Linked DNA regions of Homo sapiens: all the other regions are linked to region 2. Evidence: chromatin contacts called from ENCODE Hi-C or POLR2A ChIA-PET data. All regions are on one chromosome and are shown on one strand. Each heading gives the region's core, a stretch centred on a gene start or an enhancer-like site at or near the end of the contact. The rest is flanking DNA. Distances are from core to core; before and after follow the strand shown. Region 1 holds the start of ALDH2 (aldehyde dehydrogenase 2 family member). Region 2 holds the start of NAA25 (N-alpha-acetyltransferase 25, NatB auxiliary subunit). Region 3 holds the start of MAPKAPK5 (MAPK activated protein kinase 5).

Evidence for each region. Hi-C counts contacts between places; a loop is a spot of excess contacts on that map. ChIA-PET counts read pairs that join two places held with the same protein, here RNA polymerase II (POLR2A). Pooled maps may share reads with other maps.
Region 1: a loop to region 2 is called in a pooled map, with 4 times the contacts of the local background. The contact joins the promoter of ALDH2 here to the promoter of NAA25 in region 2. A Hi-C loop is called at or near these places in 3 of 50 pooled maps. POLR2A ChIA-PET finds 5 or more read pairs at or near these places in 5 of 52 experiments (GM12878, WTC11, activated B cell and 1 more).
Region 3: a map of CD8-positive, alpha-beta T cell shows a loop between it and region 2 (33-fold over the local background). The contact joins the promoter of MAPKAPK5 here to the promoter of NAA25 in region 2. A Hi-C loop is called at or near these places in 7 of 168 maps with a recorded cell type or tissue (B cell, CD4-positive, alpha-beta T cell, CD8-positive, alpha-beta T cell and 2 more), 8 of 37 single-sample maps with no recorded cell type and 18 of 50 pooled maps. POLR2A ChIA-PET finds 5 or more read pairs at or near these places in 14 of 52 experiments (CD4-positive, alpha-beta T cell, CD4-positive, alpha-beta memory T cell, MCF 10A and 9 more).

Annotation. Positions count from the first base shown.
Region 1 is chr12:111,765,351-111,770,059 of GRCh38, reverse strand. It overlaps ALDH2 (aldehyde dehydrogenase 2 family member), which reads right to left and starts at 3,127. Exons shown (of 13, transcript NM_000690.4): 1 at 2,964-3,127. The coding sequence starts at 3,077. RefSeq lists a silencer at 3,120-3,439 and an enhancer at 2,899-3,668.
Region 2 is chr12:112,105,953-112,110,336 of GRCh38, reverse strand. It overlaps NAA25 (N-alpha-acetyltransferase 25, NatB auxiliary subunit), which reads left to right and starts at 1,554. Exons shown (of 24, transcript NM_024953.4): 1 at 1,554-1,621. The coding sequence starts at 1,564. RefSeq lists silencers at 1,605-1,684, 1,705-1,784 and an enhancer at 3,385-3,886.
Region 3 is chr12:111,839,998-111,844,390 of GRCh38, reverse strand. MAPKAPK5 (MAPK activated protein kinase 5) reads right to left here and starts at 2,163. Exons shown (of 14, transcript NM_003668.4): 1 at 1,622-2,163. The coding sequence starts at 1,657. MAPKAPK5-AS1 (MAPKAPK5 antisense RNA 1) reads left to right here and starts at 1,386. Exons shown (of 2, transcript NR_015404.2): 1 at 1,386-3,064; 2 at 3,914-4,393. RefSeq lists enhancers at 1,478-1,577, 2,308-2,587 and silencers at 1,668-2,017, 2,098-2,277.

The DNA of each region.
Region 1 (4,709 bases), core at 1,878-4,377, 340 kb after region 2:
TGATGCTCCTGCCTCAGCCTCCCAAGTAGCTGGGATTACAGGTGCGCGCCACCATGCCCAGCTAATTTTTGTATTTTCAGTAGAGACAGGGTTTCACTATGTTGGCCAGGCTAGTCTCGAACTCCTGACCTCGTGATCCGCCTGCTTCAGTCTTGCAAAATGCTGGGATTACAGGTGTGAGCCACTGCACCCAGCCATTTTACCCCATTTTACAGATGAGGCAGCTGAGGTGCAGAGTCCACTGCTGTATGCACCATCCCTCTTCCCTGCTGAGTCAGCAATAAGGCCACACTGCAAACAGCCCAGGGGGCTCTAAGAGGTCCAGTTCCAGCACGGCGCCACCAGAGTAGAATGCTCTGTGGTCCTTGGAAAGGGTTAAATGAGATCTGAACGTACTCAGAATGATAACCCAGGTACATTGTTCAGTGAGACGGCGAGCTTCAGAATATAAGTGGTTGCATCTCATTTATGTTAAAAAAAAAAAAAAGTCTGGTGTGCTTGCATTCTCTCTCTCTCTCTCTTGCTGCAGGCACTTGTAAATGCAAACAAAATGTCTACAAGAGACACACCCACCTGTTCACAGTGCTCTTGGAGGGAGTAAAATGGGGTATCCAGAGAGGTTTATTTATTTATTTATTTTTTAAGAGATGGGTTCTTGCTCCATTGCCCAGGCTGGAGTGCAGTGGCACAATCATAGTTCACTGCAGCCTTACATCTAATCTCAAGCGATCTTCCCACCTTGGCATCCCAAAGTGCTGGAATTACAGGCATGAATCACCTTGACTGACCATGTCCAGAGAGTTGTAAGTCAGTCCTCTGCAATTTTATACAGTGGGCATGTGTTACTTTAATGATCTCAAAAAGTCTGATAAAGAAAAGCAGCCACAGGGAATTGACTCGGCTCCTCCAGCCTACACCCACAGAGTAAATCTGGAGAACAGGATGTGTTACCTATGGGCCTGGGTGCATATCTGGACCCAGCTGCCTCATCTGCATGTGATAAAGGATAAAGATTTTAATCAGATCCTGTGGCCAGAAGGGTTCCTAGGGCGATGGCTGTTCCTTGAGGACATTTCTGAGACAGGGTCTTGTTCTGTTGCTCAGACTAAGTGTAGTGGCCCAATCATAGCTCACTGCAGCCTCGAACTCCTAGGCTCAAGTGATCCTCCCACCTCGGCCTCCCATATAGCTGGGACTACAGGCATGTGCCACCGCACCTGACTAATTTACTTTTTTAGTAGAGACTAGACACAGGGTCTTGCTATGTTGCCCAGGCTGGTCTCGAAATCCTAGGCTCAAGGGATCATCCCACCTCAGCCTCCCATATAGCTGGGACTACAGGCATGTGCCACCGCACCTAACTAATTTACTTTTTTAGTAGAGACTAGAGACAGGGTCTTGCTATGTTGCCCAGGCTGGTCTCGAAATCCTAGGCTCAACGGATCATCCCACCTCGGCCTCCCAAAATGCTGGGATTTACAGGCATGAGCTACTGCACCTGGCCTCTGCTAGATCTTTTGATGCTCAAGTCTTCCAAGCATGAACTTGCACAGGCTGCCAAGGGAGCCATAGCTGCTGCCTTTTTAGCTTGTGTTATGCAAAAGATTTTATTTTATCCTTTTAAAAATTCCCTTGCAAATGACCTTTGTAACATCCCCTAAAATCACACGCATGTGCCTTTACCCATCACCTATATCCAGATTTGCAGCCACACTCAGGGCCAGACCAGCAGGTGTGCTGTTGAAAGCAGCTGGCTAGGAGCCAGCTCTACAGCATCCCAAATCAGCAATAGTCCCAGAGGATCGGTGGTCCCTTTGTTCCCACCCAGAGTCACAACATACCATGGAATGTTCTGGTTAGGGGCTTACTCCTGGAAGTTCAGCTGTGAACCCCAACTATGCCACTGACTTTGGTCTTTAGGTGAGTCACTAAACCTCTTTGTGACTCAGTCTCTTCATCTGTAAAATGGAGAATTACAGTCCCTTCCTACTGAGGCTGTTGTAAAAATTACCTTAAATTGCAAAACAGGTAGACGCTTAGAACAGTGCTGCACAAAGGCTGTGCAGACAGGACAGGAGCTGTGATTAACTATGAAGTGACTGGTTGATGAGGGCCTGTGTGAACCTAACCCTCAGAGCGCCTTTCCATTTATAGGAGAAAAAGCTTAAGTCAGAGAAGGCAGCCAACATGCACTGGCACAAACAAAACAAACTCTTTCATAACCAATTTCAGCCTCTGTGAAGTCTAGAACTTTAACCAAACTCAAAGATCAAAACAAAAAATATTCCAAAGTATTACTGATTGAGCAATCAATAAATGGACCACAGGAATCAGTTTTATCCTGGAAAGCTCCTCCTTGGTTTGGTCGAAGCCGGCGTTGGAAGCCGCAGACACCCCTTGGGGTCGGCCCCCTGGGGCCGAAGGTCCTCCAGGATTCCCTACTCCCAGCAATGGAAGCAGCCGAGCGTGGCCTCGCCCATGGTGAACTGGAGAACGTGGCTGCAAATCACCTCTTTCCTGGTTTTTCCTTTTGAACTCCTTGGATGAGGGCATGAGTCAGGGGGTAAAGGGGATGACTAAGGAAAAGACAGGAAAGTTCCTGCAAAGAGGGACTTGGTCGCGTCTTCTGAGTGGGTGAGGGTGGGGACCCTGCGGAGACCCGAAAGCAAGGACCATGGGGAGAACGGAACCCCGAGAGTTGGCCCTGGAAAACAGACCGAGGCTGGGCGAAGACGGAGAGGGGGCCCAAGTCACGGGGAAATGGGACGGGGACTGTCAGAGGCGGCGAAGGGGCTAAAATGCTTGCAGGAGAGGAGGGGGCAGATGTGCTTCCAGGTCAGCCTCTGCAAACCCCTCGAGCCCCAGATGAGTACACTAAGGCCCACGGCGGCGCGGGGCCTTCCTAGGGGCCTGCGGGGGACTCGGGCCGGAAAACAAAGCGCGAGCCCGGCCGGTGGGCTCACCTGGTTGCAGAAGACCTCGGGCTGCTGGTTGGGGGCAGGCACGGCCTGGGTGGCGGCGGCTGACAAGAGGCGGCGGCCCAGGCGGGGCCCGAAGCGGGCGGCAGCGCGCAACATCGCAGCGGGCTAGCGGACAGCGAGCGGACCGAGAGCAGAGCTAGGGTCTCAGGGCCACTGAGCCGACCCCGCTCCCCGCCCCGCGCGGCAGCCAATGGAAAGGCGGGGGCGGGCCGGGGGCGGGGCTGCCTCTACCATTCCTCGGGATGGGGCGCGCAGCTGATGCAAGCGAAGCGGGTGGCGCTAGGTACCCCCGGCCCGTGGCTGCCCCCTGGCTCGCGCGACGCCTCCGCGCCCGCCACCGCCCTCCGCCTGTGCGGAAAGACCCGGCCCCGCGAACGCAGCTCGCCTTGGTTGAGCCCCCAATGTGTGCCTTTGACCCCAATGTGAACAGGCCCGAGCCAGGGCGACCCTGACCTTCCCGGCTGATGCTCCAGGTGAAGAGACCGGCCGTAAACCCAAAAGCGAGATCATTTCGGAGGTGAAGGAGATGAACGAGGTGACATGGATGGGGCAGACGGCACTGCTTTTATAAGTACCATGGTCAGGAAATGACAAGTGAGACCTGAATGATGACAGGGAACAGCAAGGGCAAAGGCCAGGAGATGAGACCACCTGGCACGTGTTAGAGAAATGGAAAGAATGAATGGAGCCCAGTTAACAAGGAGAGAGGCGGCCAGGGCAAGGGCAGGGACGGTCTTGGAAGCAGCGGTTCAGAGTTTAGAACAGGATGATTTGCATGATTTGCTTATTCTTTTTTTTTTTTTTTTTTTTGAGACGGAGTCTCACTGTGTCGCCTAGGCTGGAGTGCAGTGGCACGATCTCGGCTCACTGCAAGCTCTGCCTCCCGGGTTCACACCAGTCTCCTGCCTCCGCCTCCGGAGTAGCTGGGACCACAGGCGCCTGCCACCACGCCCGGCTAATTTTTTGTATTTTCAGTAGAGACGGGGTTTCACCGTGTTAGCCAGGATGGTCTCGATCTCCTCACCTCATGATCCGCCTGCCTCGGCCTCCCAAAGTGCTGGGATTACAGGCGTGAGCCACCGCGCCCGGCGGTGGGACTCTGATTTCAACACCAGATTCCACCAAAGTCGCCCTGGGGGCTCAGCACCATTCCACACAAACCAGAGGAAGAAAAGGCATGGGGGTGGCCCATGGGAGGTTTCTGTGGGCTGAGCCTGCTCGCCTGGCTGGATTTCAATCACACAACCATGCCTCCATGCAAAAGAGTCTGGGAAATGAGTGGCCCCTGTGCCAGGAAGAAGGGAAATAGGTTTGGAGATCAGCTGCAGAGATAATCTGATAACCAAGACTCCCTTCCTTCTCTGAATTCAGCCATGCAGGCCCCACTTCCCCTTCCCAATGGCGCCTTGCTTTTTTTTTTTAGATGGGGTTTCACTCTTGTTGCCCAGGCTGGCACCATGTGGGCTCACTGCAACTTCCACCTCCCAGGTTCTAGCGATTCTCCTGTCTCAGCCTCCCAAGTGGCTGGGATTACAGGCGCATGCCACCACACTTGGTTAATTTTTGTATTTTTAGTAGAGATGGGGTTTCATCATATTGGTCAAGCTGGTCTCGAACTCCTGACCTTAGGTGATCCGCCCACCTCGGCCTCCCAAAGTTCTGGGATTACAGGCATGAGCCACCGTGCCAGGTACTTTTTTTCCCTTAATACTGTGTGTGGAGATCGTT
Region 2 (4,384 bases), core at 305-2,804:
TAGGCCTTTCCTTGGCCTTAAAGCATGACAAAATAACGAAAGAATTCCTAACAGGACCCATTTAGGATTAAACAAATTTTATTGGGGGTCTGAAGTAACTCCCCAAACCTCCGTGATTTAGTAGGAGGCAAGATAAGGATAATCACCCCAGCACCTATTGCCATTTAGATTAAGTAAATTTACTGAGGCTTCAAAGGAAAGTCTTCAGGACTCAAACCTTAGTTATAGACTAAAGTGAGTTAATCAATTATTATTATTATTATTTTTTTTTTTTTGAGACGGAGCCTCCCTCGCCCAGGCTGGAGTGCAGTGCCGGGATCTCGGCTCACTGCAAGCTCCGCCTTCCGGGTTCACGCCATTCTCCTGCCTCAGCCTCCCTAGTAGCTGGGACTACAGGCGCCTGTCACTGCGCCCAGCTAATTTTTTGTATTTTTAGTAGAGATGGGGTTTCACCGTGGTCTCGATCTCCTGACCTCGTGATCCGCCCGCCTTGGCCTCCCAAAGTGCTGGGATTACAGGCATGAGCCACCGCGCCCGGCGAGTTAATCACTTATGTCTTTAGATGAATGCACATTTACACGTAGACATATAGCTTAGAAGGTATATAAGCTCTGGAAAGCTTTGTAATTTTAAGTTGGTCTGGTGATAATTTCCAGGCCTTCTCCCTGTAACTGGTTGCAGAAATAAAAACTCGCTTCCTCTCCAGTTCATCTGCATCTCCTTACTGAACCAGGAGAAACAGCAGCCTGACGCTCAGTTTGGTCCAGGAACAGGTGGTGGAGGGCTCTCGAACTTTTTTCTTTTTTTTTTTTTTTTTTTGAGATGGAGTCTCGCTCTGTCGCCCAGGCTGGGGTGCAGTGGCGCGATCTCGGCTTACTGCAAGCTCCGCCTCCTGGGTTCACGCCATTCTCCTGCCTCAGCCTCATGAGTAGCTGGGACTACAGGCGCCCGCCACTACGCCCCGCTAACTTTTTTTGTATTTTTAGTAGAGATGGGGTTTCACCGTGTTAGCCAGGATGGTCTCGATCTCCTGACCTTGTGATCCGCCCGCCTCGGCCTCCCAAAGTGCTGGGATTACAGGCTGAGCCACAGCGCCCGGCTCTCTCGAACTTTTTTGGCAGATTTTTGCTGTTGATCAGCCCCGCTTCCCCAACTTTCCCCTGGGTCTCTCTCCCCCGGGAGTTTCTGGTTCCTCTGCGATTAATCACAGCCAAGTCTAGCTGGTTCTTCAGGACGGAGAATAAATAGGATAAACAGGAGCAGCCGAACCCTAACTTTGAGAGCTTTCTCCCCTCCTCTCCTAACTTCCCAGTCAGTGACTCGGAAGACTTTAACAGCAACAGCTGCCTCCTCTTGCCAGCTTGATCCCACCTGCTAAGTGAAGGAACAGCGTTTAAAGAGGTGGCAATCGGCAAGGGTGGATGCTTCCCTTTCCGCGCAGGCGCGTTCAGTCGCAGCACCGCGACTATCGTGATAGACAAGCGAGATCGACGCTGGCCCTTTAATAGCCCTTTCCCGGGGTCCTGCCCCGCGCGTGCGCACTGTGGTTCTGCGCTTGTCATCATGGCGACGCGGGGCCATGTGCAGGACCCTAACGACAGGCGCCTCCGGCCCATTTACGGTGAGTGTCTTGGACCAGCCCGCTCGCCAGCCCGACGCGCCGAGGGCTGCCGAGGCTGGGGCGAAAGCCCAGGAGGGGTGCTGAGGGCCGGCGCGCGGGCCGGGCAGGCGCAGGGGGGCGGGCCGCGCGGGCCACTAGGCCGCAGCCGCGGGCCTCGCGTAGGCGCCGGCCCAACCTTCCTCAGCCTTGGGGTGGTAGTGGCGCGGTCTGGGCAGCAGCTGGTCGGCAGAGCTGGCCTGCTTGGCAGGCCCCGTGGGACGCGTGGTTCTGCAGACACCTGCGCTACCCGCAGGCTGCATCGTTACCGCCGCTCCTAGGGAGACCGGAGATCTCCCCGAAGGTGGAAGCCGGCTCCGGCACGAGGGTGGGACGCCCTGCCTGAGGGAAGATTCCCTACCAGAGATTTTTTTTTATTTACGGGAATTGGGCCTAGAGGGTTGTCTGACTAGGTGGGCTTCGGTGCATAGGAGAAACTGAGGTCCGGAGTGGGGAAGGGGCTGACGCAAGGTCACCCAGATCGAGTCAGGAGCAGGCCCGAGATTCCAGGCTCCCAATCCAGAGCTGTTGGGTGGAGAAGCAGCTACTCTGGTCACACGTGGGAGGCGGGGGGAGGGGGTCTTGGGCCTAAAATAGCGGTGAAGAGATTGTGATAGCTCGTGTCAGAGGGGCATGCAGAGCTACTGGAGGGCTTCTCCTTTCTGCAGCTTCTCTGTGGTTTTCTCTGCAGCTTTCCTTCCCTGTGCTAAGCAGATCCCTCTCCACAACTCTTACCTCAACCCGCAGACTTGAAGACCTTGATGTCATCTCATCCATTTACCCTGGTAGTGAAAAATCACAGATTTTGAGTTTGGGAGAAACCCTTTTCCAATAACCGAAATGTGTAATTGGATTGGTCCTTTTTGCATTTCCTTTCCTCTTAGATGGTTTTATGGTCTTGGTCTATCTCACTTAATGGTGAGGAAGCTTCAAGGTCAGTGGTTTTTACAAAAGTAGACATCGTATTTATAGACCTCATGTGGATGTTACTAAATTGGAGGCTTCTCTCCAAGGTGGGAATCGTTTTGGGAGCGGGGGGCGGTGGTTAACTTTGTTTCTGGCCACAGTTAGTCCGGCTTTTATTTCATAATTTGTGTGATTTTTTTTTTTACTCTCACATCTCATTTGATTTTAGCAACAATCCTATAGCTAAGGTTTATAGATGACTCATTATGACAGTCACTGGCCTTGGCCTTTTATATGGGTTATCTAATATAATCTTCACCCATTCTCAAGAGGTGGCTACTGTTTTTTCCTGCCCCTGAACCCTTTAACAACAACAACAACAAAAAAAAAAACAGATGAGGAAACTGAGGCTTTATTGTTGTTGTGTAATTTGTCTAAGGCCACTCAGTTAGTATTTCTTGGAGCTAGAATTTGAACCCCTGTGGACTGTTTCAGGCTCACCTTTTTTTTCTTTTGAGATGAGTCTCACTCTGTCGTCCAGGTTGGAGTACAGTGGCACAATCTCAGTTCACTGCACCCTCTGCCTCCCAGGTTCAAGCGATTCTCCTGCCTCAGCCTCCTGAGTAGCTGAGATTACAGTTGCACGCCACCAGGCCCAGCGAACTTCCATGTTTTTAGTAGAGACAGGAGTTTACCATGTTAGCCAGGCTGGACTTGAACTCTTGACCTACTCAGCCTCCCAAAGTGCTGGGATTATAGGTGTGAGCCACCATGCCTGGCTCCAGGCTCACCTTTTTTTTTTTTTTTTTTTTTTTTTTGGAGACAGTCTCATTCTGTCATCCAGGCTAGAGTGCAGTTGCACAATCACAGTGCACTGCAACCAGCCTCCGCCTCCTGGGTTCAAGTGATTCTCCTGCCTCAGTCTCCTGAGTAGCTGGGATTACAGGTGCCCGCCACCATGCCGGCTAATTTTTGTATATATTGTAGAGAATGGGTTTCGTCATGTTGCCCAGTCTAGTCTAAAACTCCTGAGCTCAAGCAGTCCTGCCTCAGCCTCCCAGAGTGCTGGGATTACAGGTGTGAGCCACTGTGCCTGGCCCAGGCTCACCTTCTTAACCACTGTGCTAGAAACTACCTCACTTTGAGCTGAAGACACTGATTTGCCTGAGGTCACACAGATGGTAAGTGGCAGAGAAAGGACTCTGATTTCCTATTTCCCCGGGGCTGCATATTCTCATGCCCTTGCCCTCCAGTGTATATTTTCAGAGGGCAGAGATATATATACAAGGTGGGTGATGGAAGGTGAGAACTGAATCCAGGGTTCATAGTTTGTGACTCATTACAGCTTTGTGCAGCAGCTGCCTGCAGACTTTTTTTTTTTTAAACTAAAAACACTCAATACTTTCAAGAATAATTTGATTTTTAAAATTGTTCTTGAGGACCAAAGAGAATTTCTTTGGTCCCATAGTTATTTAGAATTAATAGTGTTTTGACTGTCTAATGGGAAACACCATGTCCATTTCACATCACTAAACATCAGGATATATTAACAAGTTATATTCTCAAAACTGAAGTCAGAATTATGTAGCTTTTGTAACATGTACATGGGAAGAGGATTAGAAGAGGCTTTCTTCAGTAATTCTAAGGCGATTAGTATAAACTGGCAGGACTAGGAAAAGAACGGTACAGACTGTCCGTGAATTCAGCACTTAAGCACATTTGACTTTTGAACTCCACACTTTTGTTGTTTAAATACATTACTACCCCCAAACAACCATGGTTCCTTGAATTCAGACATTCTGACAAATGAACAAACTCATC
Region 3 (4,393 bases), core at 914-3,413, 270 kb after region 2:
TGAAACCCCACCTCTACTAAAAATACAAAAAAATTAGCTGGGTGTGGTGGCACGTGCCTGTAGTCCCAGCTACTGGGGAGGCTGAGGCAGGAGAATCACTTGAACCTGGGAGGTGGAGGTTGCAGTGAGCCAAGAGCATCCCACTGCACTCCAGCCTGGATGACAAAGCCAGACTCCGACTCAAAAAAAAAAACAAAACCCAAAACAAAAGAAGGATATGTCAAGGCAGTCTTTTAGAATCTTTATGATTTAAAACCTCGTCTTCCTTGGGCCAGGCACGGTGGCTCACGCCTGTAATCCCACCATTTTGGGAGGCCAAGGCGGGCAGATCACGAGGTCAGGAGATCGAGCCCATCCTGGCTATTACGGTGAAACCCCGTCTCTACTAAAAATACAAACAAAAGAAAAAATTAGCAGGGCGTGGTGGGTGGGCGCCTGTAATCCCAGCTACTCGGGAGGCTGAGGCAGGAGAATGGCGTGAACCCAGGAGGCGGAACTTGCAGTGAGCCAAGATCGGGCCACTGCACTCCAGCCTGGGCGACAGAGTGAGACTCCGTCTCAAAAACAAACAAACAGACAAAAAACCTGGTCTTCCTTAATGTATATGTTATATGTTGATGCCTCCTTTAAAGGGTTAAGTTTCTTTGGAATGACTTGATGATTTTGAGAAACTATATACACCACCTAAAGAATTGGTAGAAATGTAAATTCTTAATCATTACTAGTAACTGTCTTGAAGGGGAAAATAACCCCAAGCTGCCAATAGATGCCTGTCCTTCAAGATAAAATGAAATTATTCAATGCACTGGGCTGACTTAACACTACAAATAAGTAAATAATACATCAAACTTTAAGCGTCAATGTTTAATTTTCATAAGACTAATTTCTTAGCTACAGCTGTCAAGACAGATAACTGGCCCTGAGTGGGCAAAATGTGCCTTTAAAAAAAAAAAAAGTTAAAAACAGGTTTTAGAAAACTTATTTTATTTGTGTAATTTTCGAACACACATTTGCTTTTCTTTTGGTTTAAGTGCAGTTAAGTCACAGGAACTGTTAACTTTTCCTAAGTAAACTCAATGCTTCCTAGGAGAAAGAAGAGGAAAAAGAAAAAGGGGAGAATACACGGAAAAGTGAGGACAACCTATTCCCCAAAGGACAGGTTTTGTACGGCGAACCACCTTTTTCCAACTGCAGATTTCCAGAAGGCTGATTTCAAACAAATCGGGAGGGATGGATAAATTCCAACTCTCCAAGTTCTGTAGACCATCCGGAAGCAAATGCTGGCGGCCTTGGGGAGTGATCGAAACGTGTAGTAGTAGTAGTAGGGCTCTCTTCGTCCCATTCATTGACACTTAATAGTGTCTCCAGGCCACTCACCTCTGTTCCAGCTGAGCACAAATCACACTCACCAGGGAAGCTGGCGGGAGTCGGACACACACCTACACCCACACCCATAACCCTTGGCCCCAGGGCTGTAAAGCGCGATCCACGGAATCCGGGGGAGGCCGAAACCCGGTAGTCGATGGAACCTCTCACTGCAAAATCTCCCTGCTTTTTGAGGCTAGAGCCGAGAAGAACGCCACAGGACAACGCGGGGGAAGAGGGGGCACCTCCCCCTTACCTTGATGGCTTTGTCCATGTCGCTCTCCTCCGACATACTCAGTGGGGCCCCCACAGCCGGGAGAGGCGGAGGCTGCTCAGCAGCCCTGTCCCCGCGCGGCCGAGGGAGCAAAGGGCTCGGCACTCGGGCCCCTGGGCCTCGTGGCGACGGGCAGCAGCCGCCCCTCGGGACCGGTGGGGATGAGGACCCCGGCGCCGGCTCTGCTTCGGCGGGCGGCTCTAGGCTGGCGGCAGCAGCAGCGGCGGAGGCGGCGGCCCCTGGGGACAGGTCTTTGTGCTGGGCCCCACGCGGCCGCCTCCTAGCCTCATCCCCAGCTGGGGAGGCAGGCTCCTGGGGTAGGGCGAGGCGGGGAGGGCCTCGACCCGGGGCGCCGTGCAAGGGCCTCGCGGGGCCGCCGCTTAGACCTGGGCTCGCCAGGTCCTAAAGAAGAGCCTGCGCCTCCGCCTCCGCCGCCTGCACCGCCGCGAAGCCGAAGCCGAAGCCGAAGCAGAGCTCGGCGCCGCTGCTCCCGCCGCCGCCTCAGCGCCACACATCGCCGGGACACCCGCGCCGGGCAGCCCCGCCGGCCGCCCTCACGCACGCGCTGTGCCCCGCGGGAGCTCCAGGCCGCCCCTCCTGCCGCCCAGCTTCGTGACTCCACGGCCCCACGCGCCCCTTGCTGCCTTCCGCTGGGGTTTCCGAGCCGCCCCCGAACCGCGCACCCGACTTGCAGGCGTCCGCCTGGGCCTCCCTAAGACACGCCGCATACAGGACAGGCCCCTGGGCCTTCCGCGGCGATGGCGCTGCGCTAATGACGTCATAGGCCCGGACTCGCGTGAGTGCGCGTGCGTTGGGGCCTCAGCCTTTATCTCCACTCTGCGGAGATTCACGCCTGGAAAACGCTCTTCTGAGAGGATCTGTGGAGGTCAACCCAGGAGAGAGAAGACAGGACTGAAGCACTGAAAGGGTCCTGCCGTTAAGGGCGCAGGATTGTATAGAATATATAATAGCAGTAGCAGCTCTGTTTACGGAGCATTAACCTTACGTGGAGTTATTTCCTGCATTTCCTCCTTTCGTCTTTACAAGGTAGCCGTTTGGCGTCGTGAGGTATGGATGTTCCCATCCCTAATTTGCAAAATAGGTAACTGAGGCTCAGGAGAGCTAGACTAGTTTGTGCACAGCCGAGAAGTGGTCAAGCTAGAATGGGACCCCAGGTTTGTGCTCCCTACTCTCCACCGATAACCTATCAAAGGGCTTTGCAAGAGCTTTTGACTAATCGTCTGTCAATGGTTCTTCATTCACGTATTAATTGCACATCAGTATGTGCCAAATCTACTAGACATTGGAGAAACAGTAGGAACAACACATGGTACCGGCACATGGATCTTTCAGGAAAACGAAGTAGGTAATAAACAGGAAAAAGCCCGAGTCTGATGCTAAGAAGAACATAAACAGGATGCTGAGGTAAGAGAATAACTGGATGTGGGGACTTCTTCGTATTAGATGATTAAGGAAGGAATCTCAGGAGGTAACATTTAAGCTGAGACCCCTGAGGAATGAGAAAGGGCTGGCTATTGGAAATCCAAGGAAAGATTTCTGGGCAGATGGGTAGAAATTTTAAGGTGGAAATAAGCTAAATATGTTCAAGAATCAGCAAGAAGGTCATTGTAGCTGGAGTAGATCGAGTAGGAGGAGACTGATAAAGGGTGAGGTTGGAGGCTGGGCGCGGTGGGTCACGCCTGTAATCCCAGCACTTCGGGAGGCCAAGGCGGGCGGATCACTTGAAGTCAGGAGTTCGAGACCGGCCTGGCCAACATGGCGAAACCCCGTCTCTATTTCAAAAAAAGAAAAAAAAAAGTATAAAAAGGATGAGGTTGGAGATGTGGGCAGGGGCTGCATCATATGTGGCCTTTGGGGGTCATAATCAGGACTTTGGATTTTATTCTAAGCTATTGTAAGGTTTTAAAGTAAAGAGTGATGTGAACAAATTTGTTTTAAAAGATCACTCTGCTTTGTAGAGAATAGAATATAGGAAAGCAAGAATGGAAACAGAGCTATTAGGAGGCTATTGGAGAATAATGCAGATGAGAGATTATTACACTGTCTGAACTAAGGAGGTGGCGGTAAAGGTGTAGAGAAGATGGATTTTTTTTTTTAAACGGTCCCACTGTCTAGAGTGCAGTGGCGTGATCACAGCTCACTGCAACCTAGACCTCCTGGGCTCAGGCGATCCTCCCACCTCAGCATCCTGAGTAGCTGGGACTATAGGCGCATGCCACCATGCCTGGCTAATTTTTCGTATTTTTTTTGTAGAGATTGGGTCTCTCCACATTGCCCCGGCTGCTCTCCAACCCCTGAGTTCAAGTGATTCACCTCCCTTGGCCTCCCAAAGTACTGGGATTACAGGCGTGAGCCACCGTGCCTGGCTGAGAAGATGGATTTAAGACATATTTTGGAGGTAACATTGTCAGGACTTCCTGAAGGATTAGATGTGGAAGGGAAGGATAAGAAACAGACCAAGGATAACTTTCAAATGTATGCTTAAGCAACTGGATGGATAATGATGCCATTGAGTGAGTGAAAAACTTGATGGAAGTGGAAGATTCAGAGTTCATTTCTATCTAGGTTAATTTGAGACATACCAGAGCATAAGTTAAGTAAGTAATTGAATATTGGAGTGGAGACTTATTTGTCTACCGAATTATTGTTTTCTTTGTCGGACATACACCTACACTGCATTCCTCAAAGTAAAATTTAAGTGTGGCTCTGTGCCTATGCTCTCCCCAGCGGAAA